Linked DNA regions of Homo sapiens: region 1 is linked to region 2. Evidence: read pairs that join two places in POLR2A ChIA-PET (ENCODE). Cell type or tissue: A673. All regions are shown on one strand. Each heading gives the region's core, and the rest is flanking DNA. Links, peaks and the distances in the headings are about the cores only.

Region 1 (4,265 bases), core at 266-4,265, 310 kb after region 2:
TTTTACCTTTAAATTATTACCCTTTTTTTTTTTTTTTTTTTTTTTTGAGTCAGAGTCTCACTCTGTCCCCCAGGCTGGAGTCCAATGGTGTGATCTTGGCTCACTGCAACTTCCGCCTCCTGGGTTCAAGCAATTCTCCTGCCTCAGCCTCCTGAGTAGCTGGGATTACAGGCACCCACCAGCATGCCCAGCTAATTTTTTTCCTTAAAATTTGTGAATTTTATTTATCTTCTATATGCTACCTTTGTGATTGTATTTGTTATAAAACTAATGTGTGGTTTGTATGTTTATATGTTTGTTTTTCTGGTTTGTTTCTGCTAAAATGTTGAAGTAAAATTAATAGTTGAAGAAAATTTACCCAATAAGGCCTGTAATAGATGCATGCCTTCTTGAGAAGCAGAGGCCTAAATCAGTGGCTTTCAAACATTTTAGAAACTCAGTAAGAAAAACATCATGACCCATTTTATACACAGCACATGCATATACACACACACATGCACACATATATACACACAAAACTCTGACTAAAATCAAAATTTCTTTCCTAGCTCTTTCTTGTTTTTTAATTAATCACAGGACTTCTTACAAGTGATTCTGGTTCCCTGTGTCACTACACCCAAAGAACACTTAAATTTTTACAGTGGATTTGACTGCTTTAACCCAAAGTAATGACATGGGCAGTTAGGAAGATATTTTTTGTTTCTGTTCAATTTCCATCTCATGATTTGCTGCCTACTTCATCCAACAGTAAATTAGTTTATTCTGCTTTTGTTCTTTTTTTTCTTTTTAAGACGGAGTCTCGCTCTGTCGCCCAGGCTGGAGTGCAGTGGCATGATCTCAGCTCACTGCAAGCTCTGCCTCCTGGGTTCACACCATTCTCCTGCCTCAGCCTCCTGAGTAGCTGGGACTACAGGCACCCACCACCACGCCTGGCTAATTCTTTTTCTTTTTTTGTATTTTTTAGTAAAGACGGGGTTTCAACATGTTAGCCAGGATGGTCTCGATCTCCTGACCTTGTGATCCGCCTTCCTCAGCCTCCTGAAGTGCTGGGATTACAGGTGTGAGCCACTGCGCCCGGCCTCTGCTTGTTTATTTATGGATAATAATCAATACAATCTGGTTTTGTAGATGACGATTAACATAAAAGATAAACATTGATGGATCATGTGCTATTATATCTGCATTTCTTTGCAATACTATCAGTCATTCACTCAATATACAATTCTCAGCTGTACTTTAAAAAGGATATTTAAGTTACTGAAGAAAGAGATGGTACCTCAGATTCATCAGGGCACTGTGCTAAGCCCAAACACACCAAAAAAAAAATGTTTGAAGACTATTTATATGTTTCTCTAAAGGACCATCAGGTGAAAGTTACATGAAGCCATAAACTTAATATGGAGAGTACTTTTCTAACCTTTTATAAAGTGGGGTAAATGAAATGGGGTTCTCTATTAAATAGTGGACTCCTAATCCCTGCAAGTAGTAAAGCAAAAAAAAAAAACAAACAAAAAACTTTTAAACTACATATATAGGATATAATAAAGCAAATCCAATGACAAAAGGTATGCTGAGGTGTCAAAATACAGGGCGAAAACACAGGAGGAAGTGTTTAAATATGACTAAGAAATCTAAGAAGACTTTTGGAGGAGGCAGCATTTAAGCTGGGCATTCATTTACACACAGGTCTTTACTACCCTAGCTTGAAATTTAAGGTTCAGAGCAATAAACTAAAAAAAGAATTTATTTTTTCTAATTCCAACTTCACTCCTCTTAAAAATTCTGCCCTTCCTCTGAATTAAATGTATACACAAAAACATAGAAACCTAATAGACATTTTAATGTCTCAATTAAGGTGATAAAATAAAAATTGAATTGGAAAAGCAGTTTAAACACCTGAAGTTCTATATGTAGCGAGGTTTAAGTCACCTGGGTTAGTCCTTTTAAAGACAGTTAAGTGTTCAATAGTACATTCAATGAATCATTATGCTTGAGTAGAACATTTAGCAGGCTAGCCCATCTTGGCAAGAATAACAGGGCATAACCCCTAAGGAACTGTCTTTTAATCTTAATGGGCTGGGAGTTAACAAGAAGTAAATTACCATTCTCTGAAATGAGGATATATTCTAAAGCCGCTGCAAAAGATAAAATAGACAATTCTGGAACAGGTCCAAGGAAGCCTATCATGGGTGCACTTCTCATTCAAATGAAAGGCCCTGTTATAAATCAAAGCTGTAGCTGGTTCTTCCTGTGTATTTAGCCGAATACAAAATGACTGAAAAAAAAAAAAAAGCTTAACTTTGAGACCAGAGTACTTTTAGATACATGTGACTCAGTCCAAGTTCTTCCTTGGGAAAATATGACAATGTTCCCATGCATACAGTTACCAAGGGTACCTGTTCCATGAATAACGGTTTTAATGCAGTATGCTGTCAAGAGAGAGAAAATCTAGGTAGTAAAGCAATATTAATGAATGAAGTGTGAAGAAAAATGGCACTTCAAAGGGCACTGGAGTGGAAACCAGAACTGGGTGACCTCGCATTATCATTAACTGCCTGTGTGTCCTTGGGGAAGTGACAGCCTCCCTGGGTTGCAGTTATCCTATCTGAAAACAAAGAAGATGAAGCAAGGACAGTAAGGGTTCACTCTCCCTCCCACAGTGCCTAACTCAGGAGGCAATGTTCTCAATTGTCCAGAGAGGGAGGTCACCCAAAATGCCTACAATGGCATGTGCGATGTGCAAAAGCACATTCCAAAATTACAATTGCTTTCATTTACTTTTAGTCATAACTTATTTCAAAAGTTCAAATACAATTAGTGAGAACGATTTTTGTTAAGCTAAAGAAACACGTGTTAAAGGTTTGGAAACACTTTCAATGAGAAGATAAGCTGTAACTCATATTAAAATATCATACCATGTAGGATCTTATAACTACTTATTTCTTGGCTTAGTAAAAATTAAGCATTCTCATAGACATGCTGACAGTCACTGGTGGGACCAGTGGTGTTAGAGTCTCCACAGAATATTATTAAAAATACCCAGACTGTCAGAAAATAAATGTCTGTTATTTAAGCTGCACTGCCTGCCCCCAACAAAAAATAAAAAACAAACCCAGAGACTGGATTGAGAATACCACATTGACCCAGCAGCTGTTACAGCACTCGGGCTCAGGAACCAATCTAAGTATTACTCCATGTACTTAGCCTTACAGAAGAACACAGAAGAGGAGATATGGCAGGTTCAGCATCTTTACCTCATCCAGGGCCCAGCAGCTACCTCAGTACACTGCTTCTTTTGCCTCCTCACTCACACAGGGTGCAGCAAGAGCCAAGGGGCACATAGGTCACCTTCACACAGAGAAGCTGCAACTCCCATTTCCTGCCCATCTTTTATACAGATCTAGTTCCACAGACCCAAGGCTTCCATGCCAACTCACAGCTCCCAATTCAGGTGTAGTAGCACACAGTAACAGGCAGGTACAGGTACATCCCACATTATCACAACTCTATGGCTTCCCCAAAACTAGTGCTGAGAGAAGATAAGTTTCAAGGTTATTCCCCCAGGCAGGCCCAGCTTAGTCCGGGACCGATGTTAACTCTTTACTCACAAATATAAAAAATGTTGGTTGGGTGCAGTGGCTCACGCCTATAATCCCAGCACTCTGGGAGGCCAAGCCAGGAGGATTGCTTGAGGCCAGGAGTTCAAGATCAGCCTGGGCAACAGAGTAGACGTGTCTCTACAAAAAATTTAAAAATTAGTCAGGCATGGTAGTGTGTACCTGTAGTCCTGGCTACTCAGGAGGCTGAAGTTGGAGGATCACTTGAGCCCAGAAGTTCAAGGTTACAGTTAGCTATGATTACACCCCTGCACTCCAGTCTGGGTGAGAGAGTGAGACCTTGTCTCTAAAAACAACAAGTTACAGCGCCTTATAAAACAACTGACTCTAGTATACTTTTTAATGTGTCCCTGTGTACATGCACACAGTTTTTTAAATCCAGATTTTCTTTCATAGCTATAAAGTGTTGATAATCTATTCATTTATACAGGCACGCTTTGAATTCAAAACTGTTAGCTTCACCTCAAGAAACTTTTACTGAAAGTCTACAACATAAACCATATGACTAGGTACCAGGGATACAAATGATTTAGAAGAAGGTTTCTGCTCCGAAAGAGTCTATCAGCAAAGAAAAGGGATATACTTCCAAAAAGAATTAATAAAACGTGCTAATATACGTAAAGTGCCAAGTACATAAGAATTACGGAA
Region 2 (4,532 bases), core at 279-4,278:
TTAAACACTTCTGTAGGGAGTGTAAGTTCATATCACCTCCATAAAAGGTAATCTTATCATATCTATCAAACTTTAACTTAATTATTTCACTTCCAGATTATATATTCCACAGATAAACCCATGTATTATAAATATATTCATTGCAGCCGTGTTGTGATAGAAAATATTAGAAACAATTTAAATGTTCATCGATATTTGATGGTTAAATATAGTCCAAACATAGGATGGAAAAGTATACAGTCATTATAAATAATAAAGCAGCTCTATAAAAATTTATATAAAATGGTCTGCTAGATATTAAGTGAAAAAGCTAGATGTAAACAAATTTATATAAATTACCATATATATAAATATGGTAATATATAGACTCCTACATATATATGTATATTCTTACAATCTGTATATGCATGCAATATATCAGGCAGGATACACAAGATTCTGATATTAAGTACAAGCATACCTTGTTTTGCTGCTTTTTATTGTGCTTCTCAAATACTGCATCTTTACAGATTGAAAGTTTGTGTCAACCCTGTGTCAAGCAAGTCTATCAGCATTATTTTTCCTACAGCATGTGCTCACTCATGTCTCTGTGTCATATTTTGGTAATTCTCATAATATTTCAAACTTTTTTATTATTATTATATCTGCTATGGTGACTGGTGACCTGTAATCTTTTAAATGTTACTATTGTAATTGTTTTCTGGCACCACAAGCCATGCCCATCTAAGAGAGCAAACTTAATCAATAAATGTTGTGTGTGTGTTCTTACAGCTCCACCAACAACCTGTTTGTTCTCTGTCTCTTTCCCTTTCCCGGGACCTCACCGTTCTCTGAGACATGACAATATTGAAATTAGTCCACTTAACAGCTCTACAGTGGCCTCTAAGTGTTCAAGTAAAAAGGAAGAGTTGCACATCTCCCACACTAAATCAAAAGCTAGAAATGATTAAGCTTAGTGAGGAAGGCATGTCAAAAGCCAAGACAGGCCATAAACTACACCTCTTGTGTCTAACAGTTAATCAAATTGTGAATGCAAAGGAAAAGGTTTTAAAGGAAATTAAAAGTGCTACTCCAGTGAACACTTACACAATAAGAAAGTGAAACAGCCTTATTGCTGCTATGGAGAAGCTTCTAATAGTTTAGATAGATAAAACTGGCCACAATATTCCCTCAAGTCAAAGCCTAATCCAGAGTAAAGCACTAACTCTCTTCAATTCTGTGGAGGCTGAGATAGGTAAGGAAGCTGCAGAAGAAAAGTTGGAAGCTACCAGAGGTTAGCCCGTGAGGTTTAAGGAAAGAAGCTGTCTTCATAAAAGTACAAGATGAAGCAGCAAGTGCTGATGTAGAAGCTACAGAAAGTTATCCAGAAAATCTAGCCAATATCATTGATGAAGGTGGCCACACTAAACAGCAGATTTTCAATGTATATGAAATAGCCTTATATTGGAAGAAGATGCCATCTAGGATGACATTCATAGCTAGAAGGAGAACGCAATGCCTAGTTTTAAAGCTTCAAAGGACAGGCTGCCTTTCTTGTTAGGGGTATGCAGCTGGTGACTGTAAGTTGAAGTCAATGCTCATTTACCATCCTGAAAATCCCAGGGCCCTTTAGAATCAGGCTGAACCTGCTCTGTCTGTGCTATATAAATGGAAGAACACAGCCTGGCTGATGGCACAGCTGTTTACAGCATGGTTGACTGAATATTTTTAGCCCACTGTTGAGACCTACTGCCTACAAAAAAAAAAAATTTCTTTCAAAATATTACTGCTCATTGACAATGCACTTGGTCACCCAAGAGCTCTGATGGAGATGTGCAAGGAGAGCAATGTTGTTTTCATGCCTGCTAACACGATATCCATTCTACAATCCATGGGTCAAAAAGTAATTTCAAGTCCTACTATTTAAGAAACATATTTTGTAAGGCTATATAGCTGCCACTGATAGATTAATTAATGCCATAGATGCCATTAAGAACATTTGTAATTCAAGGGAGGAGACCAAAATATCAATATTAACAGGAGTTTTGAAAAAGTTTATTCCAGTCCTCATGAATGACTTTGAAGGGTTCAAGACTTCAGTGGAGGTAATAACTGCACATGTGGTAGAAATAGCAAGAAAACTAGAATTAAAAGTAAAGCCCAAAGATGTAACTGAATTGCTAAAATCTCATGATACAACTTAAATGAATGAAGAGTTTCCTCTTATGAATGAATGAATGAGCAAAGAAAGTGGTTTCTTGAGATGGAACCTATTCCTGGTGAAGATGCTGTGAACATTGTTGAAATGACAGCAAAGGATTTAGTTGATAAAGCTGCAGCAGGGGTTGAGAGGAATGAGTCTAATTTTGAAAGTTCTACTTTGGGTAAAATGCTGTCAAACAGCATTGCATGCTACAGAGAGCTCTTTCATAAAAGAAGAGCCAATTGATGTAGCAAACATCCATGTTATCTTTTTTTTTTTTTTTTTTTAAGGTAGAGTCTCACTCTTGTTGCCCAGGCTGGAGTTCAATGGCGCAATCTTGGCTCACTGCAACCTCTGCCTCCATCGTTCAAACTTCCCAAGTAGCTCGGATTACAGGCACCTGCCACCATGCCCAGCTAATTTTTGTGTTTTCAGTAGAGACCGGGTTTCATCATGCTGGCCAGGTTGGTCTCGAACTCTCAACCTCAGGCAATCCACCCGCCTCGGCCTCCCAAAGGGCTGGGATTACAGGCGTGAGCCACCACACCTGGCCAGTGTTATCTTATTTTAAGATATTGCCACAGACACCTCAAACTTCAGCAACCACCAACCTGATCAGTCAGTAGTCATCAATGTCAAGGCAAAACCCTCTGCCAACAAGAGATTACGACTTGCCAAAGGCTCAGATGATCATTAGCATATTTTAGTAATAAGGTATTTCTTAAGTAATATATGTACATTTTTAGATATAATGTTATTGCACACTTGATAGACTACATTATAGTGTAAACATAACTTTTACATGCACTAGGAAACCACAAAATTCATGTGACTTGCTTTATTATGACATTCACTTTATTGCGGTGTTGGGAAGCAAATCTGTAATATCTGTGAGGTGTGCCTGTAGCAGCTTCTGGAAAGGGACAATGGGTGATGGGGCCAGGGGATGGAGAGAGCCTTTTATCTCACTATGAAGCCTTTTGAATATTTTGCATTTTGTACATGTTTGTATTGCCCATTTAAAAGCAAACAGGGACAAGTTTTGAAAAACATGCCAGAAAATATTCTTACTAAAACAACTACAAAATGATTACCAAGAAAAAACTAACATCCTAAATAGCAAGTCAATTGGGCAAAAGACAAGACCAAAGAATTCACCAAAGAAGCATGGTCAGTCAATCATCAATTGTTCAGTCTCAAAAAGAAACAGTAAAAAAAAAAAAAAAGCAATGTTTCTCAACTGAACATGCACAATGGGTCAGTGATTTGCCTACATTCTCTGTAACAGATACCTGAAAGGGAGATGGTGTAGGAGAAAGGGAAAAGAGGAAGGAGGGAGAGGGAGAAGTGGGGAGGAAGGGAGGATGCCTAATCTCTAGGTCCCTGGGTGGGGCAGAGGGGAAGGTGCAGCCAACAGGAAACTGTGACACTTCTCCTTCCTGAGCAGGAAACAGGAGCCCAGGCTACATGTTCACTTTAAAAACTTGTCCAAGGCTTATTATCCCTTATAGTATTTATAATCACAGCCCCACGCAAATGTATGTGGGTTTCCCTCCCTCCTCCCTGTTGCAAAGTAAAAGCCTAAAGTCACAGAACAGGGCGCCTCAGGAAGATACTGGTAATGAGATCAACTGCCTCCTTCAAAAGTTAACTATTCCTAGAACAGTAATAATGACAATACCAGCAATTGCAAGCTACTGTTGCCCTACTTTTAATATCTCACCTCATTTAATCCCCCCAATAGTCCTATGAGTTAGGATTTATCTCCGCTTCATAGATGAAGATGTGGTGGTTTGGTAACTTGCCAAACATACCATGTGCCAAAGGTCGGATGGCAAGGATTTAAAACCAAACTGCACTGCCCTCTTAGATGATGTCTAGATAGAGACTATTTTCTCTCTACTCTGCAGAACCACACATAGTATAGAAGAGATGGCTAACTTCACAGTCAGGGATGGCCAGGTTCCCCCAATAGCTGCATCCTAATCCATATGGATCAGGGCTAGAGTGAGGAGACAGGGTGAGAACCGGTCACTTGCTGACATTAGCACGGAGAGAAATGATTAACAAATCAAAGAGATTAGTTTCCATGGAAACCGTTCACCTAAAGCGATATCAGTGTGTTCCTGGATGGATGGAGGAGCTTCTGAAATCTTAATAACGGGCCTGAAGGAAGATAAGCTGTCAGGCTGGAAATGGTAAGATCTCAGTGTTCAATCTTTGTTGAAACATCTATCAGGCCAAGCAAAGGAGCTATATTGTAGTCAACAAAACTTGTGTTGACTAATAAGGAATTTTAGAAAAGTAAAGTCGGATGAGTCACTAGTACTTGTTCGTATCTATCCAGGAC

The links. Peaks named below come from ENCODE experiments on the same cell type or tissue, not always from the same donor. Only the 100,000 strongest peaks of a DNase experiment are listed, where the experiment ranks them.
Region 1: POLR2A ChIA-PET joins it to region 2 with 5 read pairs; 3 of 35 experiments call an interaction of 5 or more read pairs at or near these places.

The regions. Positions count from the first base shown.
Region 1 is chr15:79,879,300-79,883,564 of GRCh38, forward strand. All of the region lies in intron 3 of ST20-MTHFS (ST20-MTHFS readthrough), which reads right to left. All of the region lies in intron 2 of MTHFS (methenyltetrahydrofolate synthetase), which reads right to left. Among named protein-coding and RNA genes, the nearest start is that of MTHFS, 16 kb to the right of the region's middle. In A673, for the core only: no CTCF peak of the experiment used is centred there; a DNase peak (open chromatin) is centred at 2,182.
Region 2 is chr15:79,566,612-79,571,143 of GRCh38, forward strand. No RefSeq gene overlaps it. Among named protein-coding and RNA genes, the nearest start is that of MINAR1, 140 kb to the left of the region's middle. In A673, for the core only: no CTCF peak of the experiment used is centred there; no DNase peak of the experiment used is centred there; H3K27me3 peaks cover 538 bases.